Linked DNA regions of Homo sapiens: region 2 is linked to region 1. The links are chromatin loops, found by intact Hi-C in ENCODE. Cell type or tissue: MCF 10A. All regions are shown on one strand. Links, peaks and the distances in the headings refer to the core of each region. The heading gives the core; the rest is flanking DNA.

Evidence for each region. A loop is a pair of places that touch in the nucleus more often than their neighbours do. Peaks named below come from ENCODE experiments on the same cell type or tissue, not always from the same donor. Only the 100,000 strongest peaks of a DNase experiment are listed, where the experiment ranks them.
Region 2: it touches region 1 in a loop (2.5-fold over the local background); 3 of 110 quality-filtered maps call a loop at or near these places.

The regions. Positions count from the first base shown.
Region 1 is chr14:60,178,010-60,194,147 of GRCh38, reverse strand. It overlaps the pseudogene PSMA3P1. Among named protein-coding and RNA genes, the nearest start is that of DHRS7, 21 kb to the right of the region's middle. RefSeq lists an enhancer at 4,129-4,248. In MCF 10A, for the core only: CTCF peaks have their summits at 5,881 (motif pointing left) and 9,627 (motif pointing right); a DNase peak (open chromatin) is centred at 9,627.
Region 2 is chr14:60,342,259-60,358,396 of GRCh38, reverse strand. No RefSeq gene overlaps it. Among named protein-coding and RNA genes, the nearest start is that of LINC02322, 27 kb to the right of the region's middle. In MCF 10A, for the core only: a CTCF peak has its summit at 8,315 (motif pointing left); a DNase peak (open chromatin) is centred at 8,296.

The DNA.
Region 1 (16,138 bases), core at 5,436-13,435:
GTGCTATTATAAACATTCTTGGGCATATTTACTGATGCATATGTGCCTCTAGTTTCCCCAGGATAATTCTCTTGGAGTGGCATTTCTGGGTCATAAGGTATGGATAGCTCCGACTTTATTAGAGAATGCCAAGAGGTTTGCCAATTTATTGTCCCTCCAGCACTCCCCCATTCCCCATGCGAGCAGGTGCATGTTTACAATTCTGGTGGAAAGGCCTATGTGGCTGGAGATTTTACATAGTGATTTCTCTTCCCTTTGGCCCTGTGGATCCATGAATACCCAAAGAAGCCATACCACCTAAGGCTCAGATTGAGTCTAACTCTGCCGAAAGACAGTAGGTGTCAAAGTCATCCTCACTGAGCAGGTAGCGATATCACCATAACATCAGTGAGACATTGCCAAAGAGAAGATATAATTTGAACACTTACGATAATTTTGCAAAGCACAAAAATATTCATTGCATTGAAAAACCTTGGCAGAACACTATTTCAATTTTTTACATAACAGTAGTAGTCACATCATAGATATAATTTTGGGTTTTGTTCTATTCCTTTAACAACATATGAATATTTTTCTATATTGCTACAAAAACTTCCTTGCAAATCAAAACACAATGATATATCATCTCGCCCCAATTAAAATGGCTTTAAGCCAAAAACCTTTTATTCATTATATCAGGCAATAATGAATGTCAGTGAGGATGTAGGGAAAATGGAACACTTGTACATTGTTGGTGGGAATGTAAATTAATACAACCACTATGGAGAAAAGTTTGGAGGTTCCTTAAAAAACTAAAAATAGAACTACCAATATGATCCAGCAATCTCAATGCCAGGTATACACCCAAAAGAAAGGAAATCATTATATTAGAGATATCTGCCCTCCCACGTTTATTGCAGCACTATTCACAATAGCCAACATTTGGACCTAAGTGTCCATCAACAGTTGAATGAATAAAGAAAATGTGGTACATATACACAATGGAGTACTATTCAGTCATAAAAAAGAATGAGATTCTGTCATTTGCAACAACATGGATGAAACTAGAGGTCATTATGCTAAGTGAAATGAGCCAGGCACAGAAAGACGAACTTCACATGTTCTCACTTATTTGCAGGAGCTAAAAATGAAAACAATTGAACTTACGGAGATAGACAGTAAAAGGATGGTTACCAGAAGCTGGGAAGGGTACTGGGGGGTCAGAAGGGGAAAGTGGAAATGGTTAAGGGGTACAAAAAATAGAATGAATGAATAAGACCTAGTATTTGCTATCAAAACAGGGTGACTATAGTCAATAAAAATTAATTATAAACTTAAAAATACCTAAAGCGTATAATTGGACTGTCTGTGACACAAAGGATAAATGCTTGAAGTGATTGATACCCCATTTACCCTGATAAGATTATTAAGCATTGCATGCCTGTATCAAAATATCTCAAGTAACCTATAAATACATAAACCTACAATGTACCCCCCAAAATTAAAAACTTAAAAAAACCCAAATACTTCCTGGTAGTTATTTTATTCACTGTGTAATAGTTTGCCAATAGAGAGATGGTTGTGGCAGGTTTTAATGCCCTCCAGTCCCGTTCTTCATTACCCACAAGCAACCCCAAATAAATATTCCATCTAAGTAAAAAGAGCATATACTCTATCTAAATGCAGATTTAAGTCCCTGGTCCTCCCTCTTACAAAAGAGTGTATCCCAAGCCCCTACCATGTAGAAATGCTGGCATTCTACTGACTACCAAGAGTATGCCACGACTGACTTAACTCCTACCCTGTTGGTGAGCCTGCAGGTTGTTTCCAATCCTTTGAAATTTTAAATTGCCCACTCATATTGCCATTTTTCTTCTTTTGGGCTATTTCCTTGGCACATATTTTTATAAGAAGGCTTAATAAATGCAAGGTAATTTTTTTCTGGAACTTGAGATACAATACTGAAGTGGCATTCCTATTTATATTTGCACCCAGGATATGCAAATGAACATGCTGTATTTAACCAGTGTCCTTAGGAATTAACTGGTCCTCTGGAAGTCCAGAGAGTAAGTCTTGGAAGACTACACAGCCATGAAGGATGCTCACATCACCCTCCAGGACTGCTTTGGAGAAAAGCGTGCTGCTGCCATCAGGAAATACCACCACAGCTCATTTGCTGAGTCTGGGCACTGGCTGGTGCCAGGAACTCTGCTGTCACTTCCATCAGAAAATAAACTCTGTGAAGCATCTGCATCCTCCCTTTTCCTTCTTCTCTAACAAAATCTCAATTGGCTATATTTGATTGGTGGAGCCTAGGTTACATGTCTACGTCTCTGTTGCAAAGGAGGTTGGGAAAATAAGTTATTTATTTTTCCTTAAAAGGCAGAACTCATAAGAACTTCTCCAAATATAAGAACATTGTTCAAAAGATGCCGTTGGCCACAAACATGACATATGTCTGCCTCACTTTCCATAACTCTGCCAGCATTAAATGATTAAATTGTTTTGCGAATCAGTTATAAAATAGTTTTTTAATTTTTCTGATTATTAATTAAATTCCCCTCAAGTTTTTATGAACTAATTTTATATTCATTTACATAAATGATCAGTCCACCTTCCTTGCCAATTTTTCTGTTAGAAATATCTGTAAATATATTTATTAATATATTTCTTAGGGATATACAGGAACTTTTCTGTACTATAGAGCTTAAACTTAGTTGTCAATGTTTTAATATTTCAACATCTATCAACATCTAAATGCCACAATCATTTCTGTGCAGAGTGAAGGTCAGGTAGCCTCAGCTTGTCCAACTCTGGCCTTTGCATCTTTTCATTGCTGTGATATTGTTTATTCCAAGAAGCAGCTGGTCTCTGTTCCCATGCATTGACATATGCCCAGAGAATTTCAAGGCACTCCAGAAAGAGAAGGAAATATGAATCCAAAAATCACAGTATTTGTTTGTTTTGTGTTTGTACACATTACATGAATCAAGTTTTGTAGGAAGCATAAGGACATTATCCCTTCAAGTGGCTAAGATAGATGCTCTCGGCTCAGATGGTATTTTTTAAACAAAAACAACAGACTTGACCTTGATATTTTTCTCTCATCTTCATTGTGGATTGATGAGACAGGCAAGGGAAATACTATTTGTTCTTTATGCCTAGATCCTTCATCCAAAGGATTCATTAGTTTACAAACATTGACCTCAAACTGAACCCAAGTCCTATTCTCTACTCCACTCTACAAATGGCCATTTTACATTAAAAAAACAGAGCTAAGTAATTTTATTGAGCTTATAAATACCTTAACAACAAAGCCAGGAATTGGATATTTCTGTTTTCATCCCTTATTATTATTATTTCATATACCATTTATACAGAAGTGTACAACTACTATCCACTTACATTCTCCAGAACCAGGGCATTAGGCAGCATTCTTTGGGGCACCAGTCTGTAGTCCTTTCTCCTACACAAATAACATTTTTAAAGGTGCAGGTTATCTCCTAGACTGTTGGGCAAAGGCCCAAATCCTTCTGGAGCAATCTGCCCGTGTTTTCTGACACATAAGGATTTGCTCGCTAATGCCGCCCATGTCTCTCTGGAAGGACTTTGATGAATGAATGGCATTTTCCACTACTTGGTGAATTGTGTGCTCCTGTGGATAATAAAAATAAATCCAACCAACATGATTACATTTCAGAGAAGAGGTGACAGAGCAGGGAGCAACCAATCAAAAGTATCTAGAGCACCAAATTATGCCCCAGAGGAGTCATCTTGCATATCCTTGGTTCTGTTTCCATGGTAGTAAGCATTGCTTGGTATATTCAAAGGCAATTTAAATGCATTTAGGCCGCAGCTTACAAGGGGATAATCTTGGGAAAATCAGAAGTGAGTAAACATTAACAGCTAGTAAAATAAGCAGTTTTGAAAATTGCACTCCATCTTGCTTGCTTTTCTGTTTAGGGAAAAATATTTTTTTTGACATCTGGAAATTATGTCTGCTTCTAACTTGGGCTTCAGATGACTCATTTCAAGACAGTGCCACAGTTGCCATATGCTAGACTGCAGAAACTTGAGGCTGCTTATTTTTTAAATTTAATTTTTTAGCTCAAAGGTATGAATTTGCATTACTGTTCTCCCCAGGGCCAGCCTGAGGAGTGTGCAGACCAGGCCTGGAGGGTCCCCCTCTCTGAAAATACAACTCCTCACTTATGCTGCAGGGCTAGAGATTCACTTCTTTAAGTTCTGCGGGCTTTTTAGCTTTTCAGAGTCTCCAGGGGAAATTCAAAGGCACCTCTGCGAAGGAAGCTTAGACTGGCACCTTAAGCATCACCAGTTGTTCTCTGCTAACACCCTGGTAGGAACCTGGAAAGAAGACATGAAATAGACACAGAAAAAGGAAGAAGGGACTGGAAGAAGGAAGTGACAGTAGCAAAAACAAAAAGCCTGTTTTCTCATTTTTCCCCTAGAGCATTTCATGATTGTAATAATGGGACAAAGGCCTTGTGTTGCTCTATTTATTGTATAATTTTGTTTAACAGATACCTTTTTAGCACTTACTGTGTGTTAGATACCAATCTATGCGCTTTATAAATATTGACTCATTAATTCCTTATAACTACCTTAAGGTATGAACACTTTTATTATCTCCACTGGGTAGTTGAGGAAACAGGCACAAAGAGGTTGAGGTGGAGGGTCTCAAGGTCACAAGCTAGTAAGTGGCAGAGCCAAGATTCTGCATCGAAGTCATTGGGTGCCAGCATCCCAGCTCTCAGCCGCTATACTCTGCTTATATACTAACCATATATGTTTTCAATTCTTTTTGAAAGTGTTGGTATTAGAAAATGTGGATGAGAAGTCAGCTTAATGGTAACATAGCCAGAATTTATAGCCAGAATTTGGCTTTCAGTTGGAGAATTATAATAATGTCTATAGCGGACTGGGAAGGCCGAGTCCTGGAATTCTATTCTTCGTCTGTTTTATGTAGCACTTAGAGAGCTAGAGCAACTCATAACCTCTGTATTCATCTTTGGATGGAGATTTTGAAGTTCATCAGATAAGAATTTTAATTTTCAAATAAAAGAGAAGTTGAACTTTCCCAAAGGGCATTTGGGCATTAGCCCAAAAGTGAAGGAAACTTCACTTTTTGATCATTCAAAAACAGAGAATAATGGGATGGGAGAATAAAGGAGGGGGCTCAAAGTATTTTGTGGAATCTGAAACTCTTCTATGTGGCTTAGATCATGGGAATTTTCTTGGCCTGCGTTGTGAAGGTAGCATGACCCTTTCTCTATGAGGGATGTGAGTTATTCACTATTTCAAACTGTACAATTGCTTCATTATGTCCACACCCACATTTTTCTGTTTATAGCCAAAGAAAAGGCCTGTTGTTGATACTAAATTACCACCTGAAAATAAGAGTATCATAATTCTTAATTAATTCTTATTCTAAAATATCTTACACTGTCTGGGGAACAGTATATTTTATTTGAGATTGAAAAACAATCTTCAATCATCTTTTATATGAGAAAAAGTATTAAATATTTCTAGGTATTAAAAAATCTAGGTATTTAGAGGTATTAAATCTTTAAAAATTTTTAAATAGCCCTTCACAACCATCAAAAATTGTGTTTTACTTTTTAAGATGTTATGCTTTTTTACACATTAGTGAATTTATTCACAGAACCTGGGTTTTAGGCCTTTGAGAGTTATGGAATACCTAAATGGTTATAGGCCATTGTTCAGAAGCCATTGCACTCCGAAGTCTCAATGGAGAGCTATTTTGGTCCCACACAGGACATTTGGCAATGTCTGGAGACATTTTTGATTATCATAACTTGTGATGGTGGGAGGTTGTTACTGACATCTAGTGGGTTAAGTCCAAGGATGCTGCTAAATGTCTTATAATGTACTAGACAGCGCCCACAACCAAGAATTATCTGGCCCAAAATGTTAACAGTGCTGAGTTTGAGAAACCCTGCAATAGAGATTTTCAAAGCCCTATTTGTAGGACTTTTTACATAGACCCTTCGTTTTATGTTGCTTGCTTTACAAGCCCCCTCATTTACACAGCCAGTCCACCTGGGAGTTTACTGGCTCACAAAGGTACCCAGTGGGACTCGATGATCAGAGAGAATCAGGGAAGCTCTATCTCAGGGGTTAAGGGTCCAAACCACACTAAAAACAATTTTTTGAGCTAACTCAGGAAAGTAATCTTTATTTATAACTTAGAAAAAATATTTGCTAAGCATTAGTCTTGAAGTGAACTTTTGGAACACACCTGTCTAAAAACTTGATCCTGCCTGGCTTGTGTTTCTCATTGCAGATCATGGGATAACAGTTGTGTCTGTATTGTTCAGCGCCATGCTCCTCAGCTCCTGGAAATCTTAAAGAATAGTCACTGCCAGTAGGACTTTTTGTTGAAAGAGTACAAAGTACCACAGAGTGGTAGTAGATGATGGACTTTGGATTCAAGTGTCATCACTTTTGGATGTGTGGTCTTCTTTAATGTAATCTTCAAGACGCTCATCTGAAGTATCAATCTTAACACACTTGGTCAAATAATATGAAATGGCTTATCCATATCACATGCTCTCCAATGCCCGGCATACAGTATGTGTTCAATTAACGCCAATTCTCTTCTCCCTGCTTATCTGTCTTAGGTAGAACTCTTCCCTTCCTTTCCTAGCTCATAAAAATAAAACTTAGGTTCTTTTGCAAGTATTCGGAAGGGAAGTTCTGGCCTTACTTCCATCTATGATGTTCCTCTACAAGGGAGTAGAAAAGATTCATTTGATTGGTGAGATTTGGGGAAAAGAACCCCATGAGTTCACATGGAGCTTTTGTACAGATGACACAAAAGTGCTCCCTCTGGGTGGACACAGCCCTCTGTCCACAAGGCTTGATGGACGGATGGTATCTTTATGTAACATGGATTCAAACCAGTGAGTATAGCTTGGCTAGTGAAATGTGGACTGGATTTCAATCCCCACCTGCTCCTTGGCTGGCACCCTGTGCAGGGAGCAACCCGCACTGATGTAAGCATTCTCATTTTCAGAACTGCCCTGCCTGCAAAGGGCATCTTTTTTCCTCTGTTCCTGATTCTATGGGGTAATCACAGCTGGATCAAGGTCCAATGACAAGCTTCCAGAGGCAGGCTTGTTTTTCACTCCGTGCTGGTAGGTATGGGGCAGGTAGCTGTTTCCCCAGTGGGAATGCGGCTGTTGAGCAAATCTTAGCTGATTTACAGGGTCAAGAAATCTAAACCTGGGGGAAGGAATAGGAAGCCTGGTCTTGCCTGAAGGTCCGGTCCATGTAGCATTCTTTTTTTTTTTTTTTTTTTTTGAGACGGAGTCTTGCTCTATCACCCAGGCTGGAGTGCAGTGGTGTGCTCCCAGCTGACTGCAACCGCCTCCTCCTAGGTTCAAGTGATTCTTGTGCCTCAGCCTCCCGAGTAGGTGGGATTACAGGTGCCTGCCACCAAGCCCAGCTAATTTTTGTATTTTTAGTAGAGGCGGGGTTTCACCATGTTGGCCAGGCTGGTCTCGAACTCCTGACCTCAAGTGATCCTCCCACCTCAACCTCCCAAAGTGCTGGGATTACAGGTGTGAGCCATCTCACCTAGCCCATGTAGCATTCTTCACATCACTCCTGACTGTTGTTCAATTGGTTCAGAATCTATAGAGGAAAGGGATGAGATGAACATTTAAGAAACTCCAAGCCAGGCACCATGACACACGCCTGTAATGCCAGTGCTTTGAGAAGCCGAAGTAGGAGGATTGGAGGCCAGGAGTTTGAGACCAGCCTGGGCAATGTAATGAGATCCTGTTGCTACAAAAAATATAATTTACATAATTAGCAGGGGGTAGTAACATACTCCTATAGTCCCAGCTACTGGGAAGGCTGACCTGGGAGAATGGCTTGAGCCTAGGAGATCCAGGCTGCAGTGAATTATGATGAGGCCACTGCACTCCAGCCCAGCGACACAGCAAGACCCTGTCTCTAAAAAATAAATAACAAATACATACATATAGCTAAAATAAAACAAAAGAAACTCCAACACGTTTATGTGGTCATTGATTCATTTATACTACAAATGTTTTCCAGCATTTTCATGTGGCAGGTACATTGATATAACTTAGGGATAAAACTTTGAATCATATATAATTCTCTGTTCTAAAAGTACTTACAGCCCAGTGGGAAAGAGAAACAAGTCACAACAATATGGTATAACTAGCTGTCTAATAGACATATATATGGGGCGCTTGGGAACATGGGAGTAGAACAAGAACTTAGTCTGTGAGGGGCAAAGAAATCCAGATTCTTCCCAGGAGAGGTGACACCTGAACTGTCTTGAAGACAGAGTAGAAGTTTTGCAAGCATATATGGAGGTGAGCAGGAACATGGAATCTGGGGTGGTGCTCAAACTTATGGCTTGGACAACCATGTGAATAGTGGGGGTAGTAATTAGGGACGAAGAGGTAGAGAGAGAGAGAGTTTTGGATGTGTTGCTTGGAAATGATGGCCTGTGTGTGTCACCTGGAGTTGTGTAGTAGCCATATATGGCAGATACTGTATTAAGTGATTTCTATGCTTTATTTCATTTAATTTCTCCCAAACTGTATGAATTATATACAATTACCTCCACCTTACAGATAAGGAAAGCAAGGCTTTTCTCAAGGCCACACAGTGGCAGAGCTGCAATTTGAATGCAGGTGTGTCTATGCCAAAGCCCATATTCTTTCCAGGATCTGAAGCTGTTTCTGGGCTAGATGATAGAGGTCGGGGCTGAAGAGTCTGGGTTGCAGATGCTTAACCCAGAAATGATGACTCACTCATTTGCATTTGCATTTGCCTTGTTGCAACTGCGACTAGATGTTCTTGTTATAGTAATTTACATCACATGATTTAATTTATACTTGTTATTCTTCTTTTTTTGTAATGTGAGAGCTAAGTGTGCAGTGGTATCTTTTTATTACTGTTTATTTTTTCTTACCTTATATGTCGAAATTTAAGCCGCAATTCAGTCAGTTTTAATGCTATTAACAGTTTGCTGGCTGACTCCCAACCAACCACAATTTAATCTGCTTTGATAGGAGCATACCATTTTCACAGGCAGAAGAACCGATCATTGTAGTCAACCCAGCTCACAGCTTAAATGTGGTCTCAAGAAGATAAAAAGTTTATTCCATGAGCTAGAACTAGCATATGCATTATAAAAACTGCAGCTAGTGATGCCACAAAGAAAGCATTTATTTGAGTTTATTTTTGAAGCTGCCAAAGTAGAAAAACAGTCTGCTTTCACTCTGACCAGAATTGTCCCTCTCTTCTAATATCTCTCTCTCTAGCTTTTCCTCATCTCTATCTGCATCTCTTGGTTTCTCTGACTCTGTCTTTTCCTTCTTTGTTAACATGTTGGAATTCATTGTTTAAACTTATAATTCTCAAAACTAGAAAATCAAGGCCTCTTTTGGAAGAGGAAAATGTTATCCAACCAGATTAATAGGCATAGGGGAATATCCAAACAGCTGGAATGTCCTGGTTTTCATGTACCTTTCATTGAAATTAAGAAAAAATATCCAAAATTCTACATAAATCATGTTGGATGCAACGAATGAGTAACAAATACAAATCATCCAGTAGAGGGCGATGCTGACTTATTTATGGGTGCCTTCGGTAGAAAATGCAAATTAAGTAATAAAAGACTTTTCTTGACGTAAATTGTTCAACCAACATGCAGATCAGATGATTCTTAATGCAGTAAAATCATATAAATTCACATTTAATTGAATCAGATCTTGTGATAATTTGCTCAAAGACTGAATTAAATAATAGTTTTTAAATGCCCTGGGGTGAGAATTAATGAATCTGCTTTCACTTTTCCTTTAAACCTGGGGCTCTGTGGCCTTTAGAAAGCCTTTTAAGCTCTCCGAGCCTCATTTTTCTCACCTAGAAAATGACACATTTGGCCCAGATAGAGGGTAAATTCCCTTTTGCTTTAAGAAGCACTTATTCTGTGAACCAGTATGTTAAGCACATTAATTCTGTAAAAGAGATTTTCTGGGGAAGTTTAAAGTGGTAATTTCCAAGTCTTACTCCTCATCAGAATCACTGAAGTAGTCTCATTCCAAAGCCTTTGCAGGACTTTCCAGGAAATAAAGGGGACCAGATTGTGAGTGGTGTGGGAGAACACATATATCACTGGCTCTCCTGAGCCTTCAACTTTTATACACTTAAGAAGAAGTTCTGATGTCATACCAAGAAAGCAGTTTGAGTTCAAAATAGACATTTGATGTACATCAGGACATCAGAGGGCAGTAATTGTCTAGTGCTCATGTAGCTCATCTAGTTACTAGTGCTCGTGGAGCTGGTTCTTCCCTCCTTTCTGAGTCATGGAAGACTATACCTGCCAGCCTCCTTGCTTGCATTCTCACACAGAACTTTTTCTGTAAAAAGCCAGATAGTAAATATATTATTCTTTATGAATCATATGGTCCCTGTAACAATAATCAACTCTAGTGTTGTCATGCAAAAACAGCTGTATCAGTTGTCTATACCTTGTAACAATTTACCCAAAGTTTGGTGGCATAAAATAGCACACATTTATTATCTCAGTTTCTGTGGTTCAAAATCCTGGCATAAACTAGCAGGGTTCTCTGCTTCATGGTCTCTCACAAGGCTATAATCAAGGTGTAGGCCAGCCGTATGGTCTCTTAAGAAGGCTCAACTGGGAAAAGATCTGATTTGAAGCTCACTTATGTGGTTGTTGATTGGATTCATAGAGTGTTTGAGTGAGAGCCTTGATTCCTTGTTAGTAGAGGCCACTTTCAGTTCCTTGCCTGTGGGCCTTGCACACATGGCAGCTTGCTGCATCCATGCTTGCAAGCTGAGAAGGCGAGAGTGAGAGAATAATAGCAAGAGGAGGTCACAGTCTTTTCAAATTGAACCACAGAAATGACACCCCATCATTTTTTTCCCCGAGATGGGGTCTTGTTATGTTTCCCAGGCTGAAGTGTAGTGGCTATTCAGTGGTGTTATCATAGTGCACTATAGCCTTGAACTACCTGACTCAAGAAATCCTCCCACCTCAGCCTCCTCAGTAGCTGGGACTACAGATGCATGCAACCATATCCAGTTTCCCATCACTTTTGCTCTATTGTATTTGTTAGAAGCAAGTGACTAGATCCAGCCCCCATTGAAACAGGAGAATTGCATAAGGACGTGAATATTAAGGGAGAGGGATCCATGTCAGGAGATACCTAACACAGCAGCCATGGACAGTATAACAATGAGTGGGCAAAAATGTGTTCCTATAAAACTTTATTTACAGAAAAAGGCAGCTAGAGTAATGTCAGCAAAAATGGTAGAGTAGGTAGCTCCCAGAGCATGTCTCTCCACAGAAAAATCAAAAACTGAAGCAAAAACTCTCAGAATCAAGTTTGTGAGAATTCTGTAAAACAGACAAAAAAATTTACATCTCCAAAAGTGAATACTGAATGAAGAAAAAGGGAACTAAAGTGGTAAGCTATCAAACAGAGTAAAAATGTAACCAGCAAATGGAAGAAAATATTTGCAAATCATATATCTGATAATGGATTAATATTCAAAATATATAAAGAATTCTTATAACTTCACAATAGCAAAACAACAACAACAACAGCACACACATAAAACAGCTCAAATATAGGCAAAGGGCTTGATACAGCATTTCTTCAAAGCAGATGTAGAAATGGGCAATAAACACATGAAAAGATGCTCAACATCACTAATTATTAGGAAAATGCAAATCAAAACCATAATGAGATACCATCTTACATCCATTAGGATGGTTACTATCAAAAACTAGAAAATAACAAGTGTGGCTAGTAATGTAGAGAAATTGAAACCCTTATGTGTTGTTCATGGGGCTGTAAAATGATACAGCCACTGTGAAATACAACATAGCAGTTCTTTAAAAAGTTAAGCATAGAATTATAATATAATCCAGTAATTACACTTCTGGATCTATACCCAAAAGAACTGAAAGCAGGAACTTACACAAATATTTTTCCTTTTTAGCTGACATGTAGTAATTGTACATATTTATGGGATACAGAATAATATTTCAATACATGTATGCAATGTGCAATGATCAAATCAGGGTAATTAATATATCCATCACCTCAAACATTTATCATTTTTTGTGTGGGGAATATTCAAAATCCTCTCTTTTAGTTTTTTGAATAATTAATACATTATTATTAACCATATTCAGAATATAGTTCTTATAGTACTATAGAGCACGATAATTTATTCCTCCTATCTAGCTGTAATTTTGTGTCTGTTAACCAACCTCTCTCTGTCATTCTCTTGCCCCTACTCTCCCCAGCCTCTAAGAACCATAATTCTACTCTCTACTTTTATGAGCTTACTTTTCTGGCTGCCACATATGACTAAGAGTATACAATATTTATCTTTCTGTCACACAAATATTCACCAATATTCATAGTATTATTCATTAAAAGGTGGAAACAACTGAAATTTCTATTGACAGATGAATGGATAAACAAAATGTAGAATATACATATATAGGAATATTATTCAGCCTTAAAAAAGCAATGAAATTCCAAAACATGCTACGACATGAATGAACCTCGAGGATATTATGCTAAATGAAATAAGCTAGACATCAAAGGACAAATATTATATGATTTCATATATGTGAGGTACCTGGAATACTCACATTCATAGAGAAAGAAAGTAGAATAGTGGTTACCAGGGCCAGGGGAAGATGATAGGGAGTTATTGTTTAATGGGTACAGAGTTTCAGTTTGAGATAATGAAAAAATGTTTGCAAATTTGGATCACATTTGCACAACAATTTGATTATACTTAAGGCCATTGAATTGTATATTTAAAAATAGTTAAAATGGTAAATTTTGTTATGTATATTTTACCATGATAAAGAATAAATGGAAAAAAAGAGTAATCTCTAGCTACAGAGATGAAATACAGCACAGTGAGAAAAAGCACAGATTCTAGAGTTCCACCTCCTACAAATCCCAGCCCTGCCATTTACTAGCTGCAATGACATTAACTTCTCTATCCCTCAGTTTTCTCACTTGTAAAATGAACATAATAACAACACTATCTCACAGGATTGTTCAGAAGACTAAACGATTTCATATTTGTAAAACATGCAGAAAAATACCTGGCTATAGAAGAGTTTATTAAATAAATATTATAATACTGTTCTTTATCTTGCTTTTAAGTTTCCATTTTTGACAAAAAATTATAAAGCATGCAAAGAAACAAGAAAGTATGGCCCATTCACAAAAGAAATGAACAAAAACTATCTCTGAGGAAGCACAGACATTGGACTACCTAGTCAAACTGTCTTAAATATGCACAAAGAGCTAAAGGAAACCATGGAGAAAGTGTGAGAGAAAATCAGGGAAATGATAAATGAATAGAAAATATCAATAAAAAATAGAAATTATAAAAAGAAACCAGACAGAAATTCTCGACCTGAAAAGTAGAGTAACTGAAATAAAAATTTCTCTAGAGAATTTTAATAGCATATTTGAGCAGGATGATAGAAAGAATTAGCAAACATAAAGATAGGTCCTTTGAAATTATTCAGTCAAGGAATGCAGAAAAACAAACAGTGCCTGAGAGACCTATGGGATGCCATTAAGCAAACCAAATACACATATTGGGAATCCCAGTAGGAGAGGACAGGACAAAGTGGTCAGAAAAAAATATTTGAACAAATAATGGCTTAAAATTTCCTGAATTTGATTTTTAAAAATTAAAACATGAATTTAAGCATTTAAGGAGCTCAATTAACTCCAAGAAGGATAAATGCAAAAGGAATCATGCCAGGACACATAATCAAATTATCAAAAGACAAAGATGGAGAAGCAACTCATCATGTACAAGTGATCTTTAATAAGACTGATGGCGGGTTCCTCATTAGAAATCATGGAGGCCAGAAAGTAGTGGGGTAATATTTTTAATTTTTAAAATTATCTTGTTGTTGTTTCTGTTTTGTCTTTTACAAGATGAAAATTTAATAAAAAATTGGTCAGTGGGTATGTGTAATCCACAGGGCTATATAGTTACGCGGGATTGTAATAGGAATTTAACATAGAATAGATACTGGAGTAAATTTTACATATTATCATCATCTGACCTGTCTTCTTCACTCAAGGATTCTTTAGCATATTTATCTGCTTATTCCCTTATATCTTTTGAAACAATTTCATGTCTTCCTTTAGTTAAACCACTAACCCAGCTGAGTTCGTAAACTTTATCCTTAGCGTCATCATGTACTATGTAAATTACTTGAGCAACTTCTGTAACAGTATCATAGCAGGTCATTTCTTTCATCTGAAGCTTTTCTATTTCTGTTTTACAGCTTGCCTGGCTTTGCCAGTGGCACAGGCCCAATAACCATATAAAACACCTGATGAGTCAATCATGGAAAATTGTGCACTGTCATTCATACTGTAAGACCCTAACATGAAACTGAAGGCAAAAGATCTAACAGCACTGTAGAGTGTATATGCATGTACATACATGTCCACTCTGTTTGCAAGATGTTTTAGTGGAGTGTTATAACCAAAGTCAGATTTAAAGTTGGAAACTTCTTCTCTTGCTATGTCTGCTAAAGAACAAGCATCTGCCTACAAACCTGCTGCCAGCATTCCAACATTCCGATCCAATGTGCTGATCAACATTAATAAGTCGTTTGTTGGAAACTCCTTCATAAAGTTTAGAAAGCACTAATTTTTTAGACCCCAAAGACATTGCTATGTTTATATATGATTTCAATCACTGTACGATTTCCCACAGCCTTCATAGCCCCATTTATATTTCTTATAGATGAAACAAATATGACAAATTGCTAATAGTTAGTGGGTATATGGATGATCATGTACTATTCTTTTAACTTTTGTATATTTGGAAAGTTTTGTAGTAAAAAATGGAGGGTAAAAGAAACAGAATATTCTTCACCTAAAGATTCTGCCTATCTATCTATCTATAAAAAACTTCAGCAAACATAATCCTAAATCAGAAAAATTTTAAGCTTTCCTAATAAAGTTAGGGACTAGGCAATGTTACCCATTTTATCACTTCAAGTCAACACTGTATTAGAAATTCCTGACAGTGCAAAAAAAAAAAAAAGAAATCAAGACATAAGTATTGGAAAAAGAAATTAGACTATCATTATATTATTAATAATAGGTTTAATTACATAGAAAACATATAGAATTTAAAAATAGGATAATTTAGCACAGTGCCTTGTTATCGAAGCAATTTATAATAGTTAATTTCATATTCATATACCAGCAGCAAGTAACTAGAAAACACAATTTAAAAGAACACAAAATTTGAAATAGCATGAAGTAATACGGAGTACAAAGGAACAAACACAGCCATGTGTTGCTTAATGATGAGAATACTTTCTGAGAAATGGGTTGTTAGGCGATTCTGTCATTATATCAACATCGTAGAGTGTACTTAAACAAACCTAGATGGTATAGCTTACTACACACCTAGGATAGATACTATACCCTAGGCTACAAACCTGTATAGCATGTTACTGTACTGAATACTGTAGGCAATTAAAACACAATGGTAAGTATTTGCATATCTAAACAAACCTAAATATACTCTTAATTCGGCAATTTTACTCTTAGGAATTCATCTCATAGAAATAACAGCATCAGTATATAAGGAACACAGATACACATGGATATAAACCATTGGTTGTAGTTATTTAATACAAAAAGGAAACAGTTTTAATGCCCATCAGTAATGGATATGATTGAATAATTGTGGTATATCTATTCAATGGAATAGTAGACAGTGATTAAAAAGAAAGTGTCAAATCTACTAAATCTATCTGGAGGGATGTTCATGATATTGGTAAACTGGAAAAGCAAGTCTCAGTGTGAAGTGTATAATACAATACTGTTTTTATAAGTTCAAGCAAAAAACCATAGGGATATTGCTGATATTTGATCATTTTTAAATGAAATGAAAATGGAAATTACATAAAATTAATTATAATATTTGGGAATGTTTATATGAGAAAGGGAATGTTGTAGGAAGGCTCATCCCAGGCTCTGAGCTATGGTTAGCCTACTGTGGTAGGTGAGAGTTCACACAGGGA
Region 2 (16,138 bases), core at 3,994-11,993, 170 kb before region 1:
ATTTAAGCTGTCTTTGGTATGGTAACCAGTCTCTGTACATAGATTAAGAATTTGCAAAACTAGAGGAGTTGGAGGATTAATGAGATCATGTGATTAAACTGCTGTAAAAACCCTTAGTGAAAGGTATTATTTTTATTCACCGTGAACATGCAGTTTTGTCTTAAGACATGGAAAAAAATGAATCAGATGACTGTTCCATTATATTGTCAATATAATAATAATAGCTGATAAGCACTAATTGCTTTGCATATGTTAACTCATTTAATCCTATGAGACATAAAACCCTAATGAGACAGCCACTATTATTAGTACTATTTTAGAGTCAAGGTAACTGAGGCATAGAGAGGTTTAATAAGTTACCTCAGGTCAAACAACATGTAAGTAGTACACCTGGGATTTGAACTCAGGCAGTCAGCCTGTCTCCAGGTCACATCTTTACACCAGACTGCCTGTATGAATACAGAAATGGAGGCCAAGGCCTATTGACCTACATTTCTTAGTTCTTAGATTATGTCTGAGCACATAGAATGTCTAGGAAGGTCAGCGAGCCAGCAGTGGAGCCATCTAGGCAGGAGCAGTGTTGAAAATCATGCCACAGACCTGGTCCTTTAAAGCCACCTTAGTTCTCCCTCTGGGTCCAGCACCACATTTGAACCGCTGACATCAGCCAAGCTGAATTCCGGATGCTGCTGCTAGAATGAATTCTGCAAAGTCCCTCCTTTTTTTTTTTTTTTTTTTGCATCCCTAGGTTTTGCCTCCATGTCCAGGCCCCATGGCTGATAATAACCACAGAGAATACATCCTGCAAAGATATTGGAGGCAACACCATGTGCTGAACAATTATATAACCTCCAAAAAATAAAGTAATTTTTAATTTTTATAATGTGTCACCACTGAGAGGAATTTAAAGTCACCAAGAACATTTCAATTAATTAGGCCCAGTCAAGCTGTAGAGATAATGGCCAACAGAAGTGTTTCCTCAAGGATGTATTTTCCATTCAGATCAGCAAAAAGTACCTTGAAAATTCTCACAGGAAGTGAGGCAATATCTACTGTGTCTACATCTTTCTTTGCACTGCAGAACGTTTCGCCTCATATGACGCTAATGGAGAAAAAATAGTTTGTTGTTTGAGTGAAAAGACTAAATAATGATAAATTGGCTGCCTGAAGTGCAGTAAAGAAGAAACAAATGGATGTGTGGCATTAGCAGAGTTAATTATAGATGCAGATTAAAAGGCAAGATTAAGTAGTGGAAGAAAAGCAGAGAGTCACCTTCGGCCCAGACCCGCCAAGCAGCGGCGGTCAGTCACCTAGCAACAAGTTTCCTATCCCTGCTGTGCTCTTTAATTCAGCAAATCTGCTCAGGATGGCGGGCTGTTCTCCTGACAAAACGCATTATGTAGGAGACCGAGGGATACAAAAATCCACTGTACACAGCACTCTGCTCCCTATTGACCACTGATCCTTTCTCTCAATCCACAAAAGAGGCTCACATAATGCCCTGAAAGGAGAAGAGTCTCCACAGAGAAAACATTTGCTTGTAATTGAGATTGACTACATAATGAAAATGATGTTCTTTTTAAAATTCTGCTTGTTGAGGCCACACTTTTTGTCTCCTGGCACTCAAAACACATCCCTGCTGGGAAAAGGGGCAAACATTGTAAAAACTCAAAACTGTGATTTTTTTTTCCTTTGCATTGAAAACACCCATTCTGTAACAAAATGGCCAGGTCTGTCTCCCTAGAACTTAAATAAGTGATAAAAAGGTAAACAGGAAAACTTCTATTCAGAGTTGCAGTCACAAATGCCTGCTTTGCTGAAGGCACACAGGCGATGCATGCTCATTGATTTGCACAACAGCTGGACAAAAATGACAGACAGGATTTTGATTTCTTGATTATGCCCTCTGTGACGAGGCCATAAATTGCTGGTCAAAATTCAGTCACCATTTCAAAGATATGCATTTAAATACCCATTAAAATTTTAACCTGGCAGAGAGGAAGGGGTAACGACAAGAGAGGGCAGAATAGCTCATCTTCTTAATCTAGAGGACACAATTAAAGTGACCTGCATGGGGCTTAAGTTGATTCCCTATAAAAAGATTATGCTGGCGTCTTTGTTAAGAAGCATCCAACATGGTCACACTTGTTTTAAAACCAGATCATTGGATTTATTAATTTTTAAATAATACTTAAAATATTTTTAAATAGATTAGTAAGCATTACTATATGTGTGAGTTTCTACACTTCAAGGATTTTATAATACAAAATGATTTTCACAAAAAATAAATGGTTTCCCACATATTAACAACATACTCTCACTGAAACATGCATTCAACAAATATTCACAGGACACCCATATGTGCCAGACACTGTTCTAGAAGTTGGAGATCCAGAGATAAAAAAAATATACAGCCCTGGCCTTCAAGAGAACAGAGGATTATCATACAGTTGTAGCACATATAAAGGGTACTGGGATAGAGTTTGGCACAGGGTCCTAAGGGAACACTTAGCATGATATATGGCCCAGAATGTAGGGGAAGGGTTATTAAGCTTGCAGGTAAAACTTTCTGGAGGAGATGACACCAAAGCTAATCCCTAAAGGATGTGTAGTTAATAACTGCCTAGATGAAAGGGAAATTCTTGGCAGAGAGAACATCATACAAGATTCTAAAAAGAGAAAGATCATGGTACTTTAGTGACTGAGAGTAGGGCAATATGGTGGGGGGTTGGAGGTCGGAGAGGTATTTGAGCACCAGACTGTACATAGCCTCACGTGCTAGGATAAGGACTTTCCTTGAAGAGCATGGGGAAGATATGATAGATACTACTCAGGGATGATTAGAATTGCAGTGGCATTAACAGGTGTTTGTGATTTTTATTTCCTCTTGCTGGGGAAAGCTCCCAGGTAATGAAGGAATACAAATCCCCTACTGTCAATTACAATTTTAGTTAGATGTAGAGTTCAGATTTTGCTAACAAACCTGATGGGAAAACGGCATTGTTGGTTTTACTGAGGAGTTGGAGGAGAAAAATACTTCAATTTCCAGGGTAGAGTCAATCCTTGATATCACTGAGGTTTTACCAGATTGGCACAGAGGATGAAACAAAGCAGAAAAGCAGTTAAGGCATTTGTCCATTATTATTATGCTTATTAATGAAATTGTGCCAGTGACTAAATCTGAATAACAGGGCAAAATGAGTTAATTTCTGGCTTGAAAAGTCTTAAAAATGAAAGTTGCTACGCCCCTGTGATTAAAACAACCAACACTGTTATTTGATTGGTTATATGCATTGTGCATCTGGAAAAATGTAAGAGTGTATGGGACACAAAACAGATCCCAAAAGACTCATTTATTACTTACACAGAGACATGATTAAAGACATGTCAATACCTAATATAGCAATTATCTAGTAGGTGTCATAGGAAGGCAGGCATATGTACTGTTTGCAATCATAAGCACCTACCTGCCCTTTTTACCTCCATCTCTTCCCACACCTGCTGGGCAGTTTTGTCTAGACAAGGCACAAGAGGGAGAGCCTGGTATATCAGAACCAAAGATAAGCCAGTTCTAAGTGATGATTTTATATCTCTGCTAGATGACATATCCCTATATTTGCCACATTGCTGATGGCACCCAATATAAGGCTCAGCACAAGGCATTCCAGGCACAGGACCTCTTGCTTGGATGGTCTAATGTTTTAAAAGGCATGTCAGAACTCAAGAGGTAAAAAGATCGTGGAAAGGTAACAAAATTGAAATATTGTGTGCTATAAGGACAGGAGCTGCTTTAATAGCCTACTAAGAGCCCTTCCATAAGCAAAGGAGCTCACCCTGTTTCCTTTGCCTGAGGAACGTTTGAAAATATATTCTGTGGTATAATTGGCCTAGAATTTTTCAGTAGGACCTTCCACCATTATATTTCAGCAGAGACACCCCTGGGATCAAAAAATTTTTTTATCAAAATAGAATTCATGTTTTAGGTTTTGCTCCTGTTCCCTTCTAGGGCCCAGTGGTACATGATTTTGTTGTTTTAGTAGAATTAAGTGGTTTTGAATATTTACTTACTTATTAAAATCAGAACTAGTTTCTTGAACAGGAAGAGGGTCCATTTTTATCCTTTGCTATAGTAAGTGGTTGCTAAACTGATGCTGATGGGCTCAACAAACTTCAGCATTCCCCTTGCTCCCTTTTCCCAAAGCATATCTTTGCAAAAGTGTCATAGTGGGTATTTCACGGGCTACTCCACAGTAGCTTTCTTCTTTATTAGGCAGAATCCACTGGGAAAACAGGGTCACAACCATGCTGACCTAGGGGAAGATCAGCTCCCTGGAAAAGGTAAGTTTAAACTTCCAAATAAAAATGGGCCATTTCAAGTGTGCATGATGAGCCACGTGGAATTTATGAAAGAGAATTATGTAAAGGGCTGTGGAAACGTAAGAGGTAGGGAGTCTCACTCCAGTAGTTTCTTTCAGAGAGCACACTTAATAATTTTGCAAATATTATCTTCTCACATTTATGTCTAATCAGTTAAACAACATTATCCACCCTCTTAGCTTTCTCAAAGAAGATTATGTGACATGTAGCATTCACCAGTTTTTCTGAAAAGGTTAATAGTTCACCAGCCGAACTTAGAACTAAACGGACTTGATCATTCCTAAAACCCTTGGTTGAAATGTGAGGGCTTTGTGTTGACAGCCTATGGGTTGTAATGAGTTTCTACTACATTCTTAAGGCTTGTTTCTTTTGCCCTGTGAATGGAGAGAGTAAAATTATAGTCTCTAGGTGTTTTCCACGGTTCTTTCACATGCAGGCTTCCCGACACCAATTAAAGAGATTATGTCATCAAGTGAAAGGAAAGCTATAACTTGTATGTTAATGCTGTGATTACTTGAGACAGGGTCACAGGACCCAATAGCATAGCAGCTGACCTTCAAAAAATTAACTTTGAGCTCAATTCCTAATTAACCTTTTTCAATACAAGAAAGTAGAATTTCAGGCCATTGGTCCTAAAAAATATCCACCTTTTCTTATACAATGAAATGTGTTACCAAAATCAACTTGTAATTGTCAAAAGATGTTTACCCTTGATAATGTTATTGTTAAGGATATATTTTTATTTCCACTCAAAATATATTCTCTGTATCTTCACAGTTAATAAAACTGCAGGGAACACACTTAAACCTACAAAAATTTTAGTGTTATAATAAATTAATGTTGGTGCACAAAAATGACAAGTATTGTTCTTTCCCACTGCATCCCCAAGAATGGGGTTATTAATCAAGCGGACATAAATAAAAATATGTAAATTTTAAAAGACTATGTTGAAATGAAAAAATTTTATCACTTTAAGTTAGTGTTCTCTGTAATTCTTAAAACTGTGTTCCTACTATATGATGTATATTTTATTCCAGAAATTGCTCTCTGATAAAAGTGTTCCAATTATATTAGCTGTTATTTAGTCAGGCCTGAAGTTAATAGCTGATGGACTTCACATTTCTTATAATCTCTAGTACTTCTGGCTGAACAAAAGAGTAAGTAATTTTTAAGGTAATGCTGTATGGTTGAAGAGTTTGGTCCTCGTAGTCATGCTTTGCCTCTGGAGATTATAAGGATTATCTGAATAAGTGATTTTTACACCATTTTGTAATTTCACTCTTATGACTTCTATATTAAAGCAGAACTTATCAAATTTAAAATCAAAATTAGTATTTTGTATACCATATAGTCATATTCTTTTCTGGGGGGTGGGGCCTCAATATGTTGCCCAAGCTAGTCTCAACTCCTGGCCTCAAGAGATTCTCCTGCTTCATCCTCCCAAAGTGCTGGGATTGCAGGCATGAGCCACCACCACATCAGGCCTATGCCACATATTTAGAAAATACTTTAAATGCAACTTGGATGTAGGTTCCACTAGCTCACTCATTTCTTCACTGCTTTTAATCCAGGCTGTAGATAACACAAGCCAAAATGTTGCTTTATTAATAATTATTCTGAAACTATAGTAACATATATACTTTTCCATTTTAAATTTTCCCTAGTTTTGCTATACCAGCACTTTTAATTTTGTTAGTATTGAGCACTGATGCACAAAATGCTATAATATTTAAAGGAAATGATTCATAATTATTGCCCTTCTGGCTAAATCAGCCCAATAGTCAGATTTGAAGTGGTACTGTGGTAGAAACAGACCAATGGATTTTTTTAAAGGGCCTCCCAAAATGCCCTGAAGTACACTGGCAAATATGAATTTTTCACATATTCATTGCTTCACAAACAATGTATAGAGGAATATACTGCTGTTTTGTTTTATTGGTTGTGTTTCTCTTGGGGCATTCATACCTATCAGGATTGAAAAGAAGAGCAAGAACCGGTAATAAGACACAATTAATGTCTTGCATAGGTTTCACTCAAATCAGAAAAATGACACCAAGGACATGGTAAGGAGCACAATAGAGAACAGTTAGGGCACAGCTGGAAAAGTTGCCTTGATATCTAAGTATACAATTGGCATTGATCCTTACGCTTTTAGGATGAAACAGGAAAAAAAAGTCTTCCAGCTCTCAACCCAATCTGTAAAATAAACATGTAATGTTGGAAAAAGCAAACAAAAGTGCACATTTTTAAAGCAAATTTTATGTGGGTATGACATTGTTCTTAAAAAAATAAGGAAATAAATAATCCTGGAGGGGATGGTTCAGGGTCTATGAAAAATATGTGTGTGTACTTGTTGATGGGGAAATTGGCACAGAAGGGAGTTTAACCTGGTTATGAAATGGAATTTGCAATTTCAAGGAAAGGCAAAATGACTTCTACAATTACCGTCAACACACTTGTTCTATTACTGGTGGATTCTTATACCGTTTAGTTCCTTTGAATTCATTTAAAAAGGAATAGTGTTATTACATGATTTGAGATATTCTAAATAAGCTCCATTCTTCAACTGCTGACTGCAGTGAATTAGAGAGCAAGTAGACAGCTAACTTGCACTATTAACATTTACCTTTATTTGGTCAGTTGAAATATATATCAGCTTGAAAAGATATTATGTCATTCTAGAAGCATCAGTTAATACATTTTTAATTAAATCTTAGCAGCTAATTGTGTAAAAATATTTGTAACCTGTAATTCTCTAAGTCCTTTTGAAACCTTTTTTTCTGAAAAAAAGACAAAGCATATATAATTAGATATTTATATGTATAATCTCAATGTGCTTTTTTAAGATCAATTGATTTATGGATGCCTATGAACATATGGCAAATCTCATATCAAAAAATTAAATTCAGATTAAACATTTTCAAGTTCTTAAGTTATGTGATAGTAGGTGGTATAGTTTCTACAACTTAGAACCTAATTCCTTTAATTTACTTAAAACATATTTGAAGCAGCAAAATTCCACGATAATATGGGAAATTAGATAATCCAATGAAATTCATTGTAATGAGATTTGATCCTTGTACAAATGTATGTAAATATATATACATGTAAAGGCAAATGCATGTATGTATGGAAATGAATGTATACGTATGGATACACTATATGAAGATTGTATTTTAAGTAAAAATCTCTGCAAATGTTTGGATGGAAACCCCTTTTAATCATTATTGGTCCTTGCTAAGAATGCATGAAAGCAGCTGAAGAAGGCATTAAACAAAGCATTTGGGAGCCTCAAGGTTTACAGATCCTTTAAATTACGACACCATGAAGTAAGATGCTATGAAGGAGAGGAAGGTTTTGATGAAGAGAGTCTTCTCTAATTCGCCTCCCTTTAGAGCCGCCCAGGATACAGCCAAGGAGTGCAATGTAATTTGAGCAGTTCCTCTGGGTTATCTCCCCAGAGCACCAGGCTAGGAGGAGTTGGAAAACTGGTGCTTAGTAACGAACCCTTAATAAAGACATTCCTGGACCTAGACAGAGCTGTACTGTTCGTGGATTCATGCCACATGCAGCTATTAAAAATATTTCCTTAATGAGAAAAGGAACTAAAATGAGTAGCAAGCCAGCATTTCTCTCTCACTAAGTAGCACAGTAAGAGGAAAACAGAACTAAAAACAAAAAACTACTTTACAACTGTGTTAGATTGCTCAGGGGGGAAAAAAAGCAAGCCATGTGTTAGAATCAGCTTTTAGTTTGACAGTGGTCTTAGGTCTCTATATTACATATTATAATTGCCGATATTTTAATGAAACCTTAAATGCTAAGCTTATTTGAACTGATAATGAAGTTTTCAGCTGTTAGTTTCAAATGATTTAAAACTACTGAAATAGATTTGGGACTAGGATTTACTCTGCCACCTGCTGGCCATTTAAAATTAATGCTGCTCTCAGGAGCTGGCCACTTTGAACAGTGAGCCTCAACACTGGTTTGTGAAAAGGCAGTGCTATACTGGAGAAGAATTCACCTGGCCTGGGTGGTGGTGTCAATAGCACTGGATCTGATGTCAAGAAACCTGGGGCGAGGGATGGAGGTGGTCTTGCAGGAGCCCAGTTTTACCACTTCCTGTATAGGCGGCCAGTTGCTTAAGTCCTCAAAGGTTCCCTCCATAACCGGAGATGCTCTCCTTCCCTCTCCGTGACTGCCTCGATCCAACACCTTAGCCACCTCGTTTCCAGGACAGGTGTTATGAGACCTGCCTTACCTCAAATGAGAAAATACTTATAAAACCATCAGGCATTATAAAAAATATACATTGGTCAGAATTATGGACGAAATTAACAGTATGTGGTAATCCATTCTCTTCCTGCAATGTATATTTCATGTGGGCATTGTCACAAAGCTTTTACTCAAATCCAGAGTCTAGCTGGACCAGTCACCTTAGATTATCTTTGAAAAAATGGAAAAGTGTAGGTGCATGCATATTTACTTAAATACTGAACTAGTTTCCTAACTCTGGCAGGTCCTCTGGCCTGTATCATCCTTGTCTTCCAAAATCACATGTTCCAATTAAAATGCATAAAGCTTCTTAAATTTGTGTTTGAGGCCAGGCACAGTGGCTCACGCCTGTAATCCCAGCACTTTGGGAAGCCATGGCAGGTGAATGGCTTGACCTCAGGAGTCCGAGAGCAGCCTGGGCAACATGATGAAACCCCGTCTCTACAAATAAAATAAAAAAAAAAAAGCCGGATGTGGTGGCGCGTGTCCGTAATCCCAGCTACTTGGGGGGCTGAGGTGGGAGGATCGTTTGAGCCCAGGAGGCGGAGGTCGCAGTGAGCCGAGATTGAGCCACTGTACTCCAACCTGGGTGACAGAGTGAGACCCTGTCTCAAAAAAATAAAAGCGTTTGAATAGAGAGGGAAAGTGCCAGTAATCATAAAAACAAAACTATCTTCACGATCTTTCCGAGTTATGCCAAATAGTATTCAACAGTTGCTTTAATGAAACTCAGGAAAACAAAACTGAGATACACAAAACATCATGGCCAAAATTGAATCAAATTGCCACATTGAACTTCCTTTATTTTTAAAAACAATTTCTTGATTTCCTAGCTATGGCCTATTTCATTTTTAAAAGTCCCAATAAAATTTCCACAATTTACCCTTGGGAGGGACTCTGTTGTTGAGATTTAGTATAAATTTGCAGGTATTCACAAAAGGCAGGTCAGGCAAAATTACAGTCTCCCCAGTTGCTTTATTTCCTCACATAAATATCCCTTAAATAGCTTTTTTCATGCTCATGAACAGCGCTGCAATCACTTTCACAAAACAAACATAGAATTCTGAACTTAAGCAAGCCACTGAGTTTGCTTGAGGGAAACAATGTCTTCCTTGTCACTTGGTTTTGTCTTTTTTTTTTTAAAGAAGAGGAAAGGTTTTTTCCCCTCTCCTGTTTTTAGACCACCCATGAACCTTTTTATTTTTCTCATTTAATCTGAGAAAGGGGAGAAAAGGAGACTTGTTGCCCTTAGCAGTGCTTGGGCTTTTCTTCCGATAGCGTCAGTTAATTATTTTAACCTACTGACAAGGGTGGCCAGGGCAGCAGGCGTGGGAGGGAGGGGAAACAGGTGTTTCAAACACCTGCATTTCTAGGCTTAATTGCTCTGAAATCTTCTGGGCTCTCAACTGCGTTCTCCTTTCTTCACAGAGGCTCAGAGAGAGGGGTTCATTTGTGGAGTCCTTAACTAATTGTGGCATAAATATGCAACCACTTTTGGCTGAACAAATTATTGTCTTTAAAATGAACTCCAGGTAAATTTAATTAGAGAAAAAAAGGTGATTGACAGGTATTACTCTGAATGCAATGATTAAAAGTCCTACTGTTGTTAAAAGAAAAAGGCTGAGTCAGGAGTCAGCCATATTCTAGATGTTTTCTTCTTGTGCCGGTGAGTTCAGGTAAGAACACCCAGATCAATGATTCTGGAATTCCTCATACTATGGGAGATGTCTACCACAATTAAGTACCAAAAACTGTTTTTTTAGTAGAATGCATGGAAAAATCTGCTTTTAAGAAATGTTGAGATAATTTGTGTACCAAAATGGGTATTTAATGTGGTATTTTATATTTAAATGTTTTCATAAACATAGCTTATAATAATTGAGTGCTTACCACATGCCAGACACTTTTTTATATGTACTGTCTCATTTAATCCTCACAGTAACACTGTGGGATAATTCTCATTATTAGCCTCATTTTACAGGTGTGGGAGCTGAGGCAAAAAGAGGTTAATTAACTTATTCAAGGCAGACAGTAAGTGGTTGAGTCAGGATTCAGACTCAGGCAGCAGAGTCTATGACCTCTGTTTGTCATTCAGTCAACAGAAGTCAGTAGCTCATAAGTCTCCCAATACTGAACTATTCTCTAGGAGGTTTGCTTCTTGATTCCTGAGGGTGGCTGAGATAAGAGAGTGATTAGAACTTCGGTACTGAGCAAAAATCTCTAAGAGATCCGTTGTCAAGCCCAGAGTTGTGAAAATAGCCCTGGGTCACACACTGTGTTATTTAATAAATGGTGTGGGAAGATTCTAGAAGCATGGGTGTCAGGTCAGGAAATCTTGATTGCAGTTCTTACTAGAAAAACTGATTATTCTGTAACTAGTCCTCCTGCTCAATGAATAAATAATCTGTGGTTCAGAGAAATTAATGGAGATTTGGTCAAGCTTTCACAATAGGGTCAGAGTCAGGTGCAGTATTATAACCCAGAAACAGTGCTTCAAGGACACTGACTTTTTATTCCCAGTGACCAATTTTTCTTCCTTAGGGGAGGATAATTATAACAATGAGTTAGACCAACAATTAATTGACCTTGCCATATGACTTACTTCTTGTATATTGGTGAAAAGGGCAACTGAAATGGAAATATAATCTCTTGCTGACATTAATGTTTCTCATTGGGCAGCAGCTAACACATGCTCACTTGGCACAGGAAATCAAGATCAACACTGGCTGACTCTGTCAAGTAAATATTCTAGCCTCAGACAAGGGAGCTTTAGTTCTTGCTTCCGTTTTCCTTTCTGCCTATCCATTTTCACCTATGCATTTTCAGGGCCTGGAGGTGTGGAAAGAGGGAAATGGGGTTGCCCACTGGGAATGCCTGGAACTTCCCTCTGCTTCCTGACAGCTGCCAGACACGGCCTTCTATTAGGCCTGGCTCAACAACCATTTCCCTTCTTGCAGCCTGTTCCCAGACTCCTTTAGAACCACACTGTCACATGAGAATGAATATCAATGACACATATTAGATTATGAAAGGGAAGAGGTGCACACTTGCAGCATGAATCGTGTGTCCAGACTTCCACTGAGACACACCAGGTCTTAATGTAGGAGGTTATAATACAGATTAAACGGGAAATTTCAGAGAAAGCCCTATGTTGCAAAGAAAGAAAACTTACGTGATTGGTTGTATCTCATCTGAAAGCCAGATGTCTGGTGTGCCAGACAAAATTTGAGAATGGAAAGAACTCACTCTAAGAGCACCTAGTTTAGTCTTGGGAGGTCCACCCAGGAGTTTTAATTTCTTTGACCTGTTACAGTACAGAGTTGTCACCTAATTGCCTTTTCCCACACTTGTATTACCGTACTGAGTATTGGAAATCAGTGTTCCTCAAATGTTAGATGTGCCTGCAAGCCACCTGGAGATCTTATTAAAATAAGGATTCTGACTTAGGAGGTTTCGGGTGGGCCTGAGAATCTGCATTTCTAACAAATTCTTAGCTGATTTTGGTGCTGCTGGTCTGTAGACCATACTTTGAGTAGCAAGGTGATAGAGTAACCTCAGTGGGTTTAGGAAGGCAATTCTGTCCTATTTTTTTGTATGAATAAATTTACAGTCTTAAGAAAGGTATTTTTAAAAATTATAATTACACTTTTATATACTAATGAGTTCTACTATCATTGTGTGCTCTTTGTTATGCTTGACCTGTGGTTTTCAGATAAAATAGTTAAGAGAATTTGAACTGCAGAATTGATGTCTAACTTACTAGATTTACATACTTAGGAAGCTTTTGTTGATTTTGATGTATAAATCTGTATTTTGGGTGTTTGAAGTATTTGAGATAATTAGATATACTCAACTTACAGTTGTGGTTTGAAAGGTCTAAGGGACTGTGAGTATGCAAATGGTATAAAAATTTAGGGGAATTTGATCTTTTAAATATGAGTTAACTGAACATTGAAGAATAAAACAAAGAAAGAAACACACTTAAATAACTTATAGGCCAAGTAAGAAATTATAATTAAAATGAGAAAATATTGAAAATGGAATGACAACAAAATACTACATTTCAAAACTTGTGATATAAAGCTAAATTGATAATTATGGGAAAATTTATAGTTTCTAACACTTATTCAGAAAAGAAGAAAGACTGAACATTAGAAGTCAGAAAAAGCAACAGAATAAATTGAGAAAGTAGGGAAAAATATTAAAGAGCATAAATTAGTGCAATCAAAAACAGATGGAAAAATATAGAGAATCAACGAAGCTGAAACTGACTATTTGAAAATACTGGTAAGTTGCAAACTTCCACAAAGATTGATAAAGTGAAAAAATGGAGAACACATGTAAGCAATATCAGGAATAAGAAGGAAACATAGCTGCAGATGCTGCAGAGATTTTTAAAAAAATATGAGGACATTATGAACAACTGTTTGCAAATACATTGGAAAACTTAGGAGAAATGGATCGGTTCTAAGGAAAAATATAAGCCATAAAACTGACTTAAGAAAAAATAAAAACATGAATGGTTCTATACCCATTAAGGAAATTGAATTAGTAGTTTAAAAATTCCACAGAGATTAAACACCAGACTTCCTCACTTTTAACAGTTTACCAAACATGAAAGGAGTGTAGAAAAAAAAGAAAATACTCTCATACCTACATCTAAATGAAATTTCAGGTGGATTAGAGACTTAAATGTGAACGGCAAAACTATAAAGCTTTAAGAAGATAAATATCTTCATAACGTGGTGATGGGAAACTGTTTCTTAAAGAAGAGACTAAAAGCATAAACTATGGAGGGAAAAGACCCACAATAAAAAGAACTTCTTATCTCAAAATACCATAAAGAAATGAAAATGTGAGATAACATTTCACATCCCCCAAGTAGGCAAAAATTTTAAAGTATGACCAAACCAAGCATTGGCAAGAATATGGAAAAACAGAAACTCATGCACTGCTGGTGGGGTGTAAATTGTCACAACCACTTGGGAAAATGATTTGCCCTTATCAAAAAAGTTGAAGACATGCATGTCACACGACCTAGCCATTAGATATATATATATACACAAGGGGAAATGGTATATATGCACTAGGAAACACATAAAAGAATATTCACAGCAGCAACATTCATAATAGTAAAAAAACTAGGAAAAAAGCCCAAATGTTCAACCATATTAGTATAGATAAATTGCGATATAGTCACACAATGGAATATTATATAGTATTAAAAATGAATGAACTAAAATTACACACCACATAGATGAATGTCAGGAACACAATGTCACAGAAGAATATCTAAATCATCAGCAAGCATTAGGCCCACAGTTCTTTGCCTGGCACTCGAATCGTTCCATAATCCATAAAGCCTATTTAATCTGCCCAATCTCATATCCTTCCCCAAAGCACATTAAGTCATTGTGTCTACTAGGCACTGCTTTTTTCACGGTTCCTCTGGTATGCCATGATCTTTCCTCCTCCCTTGACTTCCTTTAGGTGATCTCCACATGTGGAGTAGACCCTCCTTTCCTTCTCACTCACCAAATCCACCCAGGTAATCAAAGCCTAACCGAGTTCCACGTCCACATAAGCCTTCTGTAACTGCCCATGGTCTCTGAACTTCTGAGTTTACTGTCAAGACCATGAAGTTTTGTGACTAATTGTTTTCTAGGTAAATTTAATTTAACAAGTATGTACTGAACTCCCATTATGTGAAAGGGCTAGTGTGAGGTGCTGCAAGAGGGCATTGAAATTAAACAGAAAATAGTCTCCACTCTCCGGTTCTAAAGTGTGATCTGTAAAAACCGGTTGGGGAATGAAGCAAAGCTGTATGGCTAAGATAGCTCTTGAGAAAGGTCTAAAGCAGCACAGTGGTTTGGGCATGGAATCCACAGATCTGGGTTTCAGTCCTGACTCCAACCCACACACCAGCAGCGTGACCTGGTGCAAATTTACTTTTCTCTGCTTTAGATTCCCATCTGTAAAATACATCGTGGTATTTCCCACTTCCTAGGTTGTGGTGGGGATTACACAAGATGATGCACTATGATGTGCTAAGGACAACACCTGACACAGAGTAAGCAGAGAAAAATCGTGGCTCTTAACAAGGAAGGTGGCTCGGATCTTCACAGATGGAGATGGGGGCAAGGTATTCAAGATTTAGAGAGGAGGCAGAGCTTGTAGCAGGGGAAGTTGCCTCCTGTTCACAGTCCACTTTGCTGTGGTACAGAGCTGAGACAAAAGGAGTCCAGGTAAGGGGGGTGGTTCAAGATATGTCGCACAGAAAGAGACTGGGTCTGAGAAGTGTATGCTTAATTCTGTGGGTAAGTGTATGGGGCAGGTTGACAAATAGAACCATGCTTGCCCCTAAGAAGGCCCTGAGAAGTGAGAAGAGCCGGGGAAACTGATTGAAATCATGTAAAATTTTACGGTTTGGGCTGTGGTACAAAAATAATAATGCCATTAATGGTCAAAACTTGTAAAAATATTAAGTTTACATTTTGCTTCTATGAAAGCATAAAAAAGAATAAAAATGGACACAGGCCTATTGGAAATCTGTAGCTTAAATATTCACTTAACTAAAACAACAAACTTTTTTTTATTATACTTCAAGTTTTAGGGTACATGTGCATAATGTGCAGGTTTGTTACATATGTATACATGTGCCATGTTGGTGTGCTGCACCCATCAACTCGTCATTTAACATTAGGTATATCTCCTAATGCTATCCCTCCCTGCTCCCCCCATCCCACAACAGGCCCCGGTGTGTGATGTTCCCCTTCCTGTGTCCATGTGTTCTCATTGTTCAGTTCCCACCTATGAGTGAGAACATGCGGTGTTTGGTTTTTTGTCCTTACGATAGTTTGCTGAGAATGATGGTTTCCAGCTTCATCCATGTCCCTACAAAGGACATGAACTCATTTTTTATGGCTGCATAGTATTCCATGGTGTATGTGTGCCACATTTTCTTAATCCAGTCTATCATTGTTGGACATTTGGCTTGGTTCCAAGTCTTTGCTATTGTGAATAGTGCCGCAATAAACATACGTGTGCATGTGTCTTTATAGCAGCATGATTTATAATCCTTTGGGTATATACCCAGTAATAGGATTGCTGGGTCAAATGGCATTTCTAGTCAAGAACCCTGAGGAATCGCCACACTGACTTCCACAATGGTTGAACTAGTTTACAGTCCCACCAACAGTGTAAAAGTGTTCCTAAATCTCCACATCCTCTCCAGCACCTGTTGTTTCCTGACTTTTTAATGATCGCCATTCTAACTGGTGTGAGATGGTATCTCATTGTGGTTTTGATTTGCATTTCTCTGATGGCCAGTGATGATGAGCATTTTTTCATGTGTCTGTTGGCTGCATAAATGTCTTCTTTTGAGAACTGTCTGTTCATATCCTTCACCCACTTTTTGATGGGGCTGTTTTTTTCTTGTACATTTGTTTGAGTTCATTGTAGATTCTGGATATTAGCCCTTTGTCAG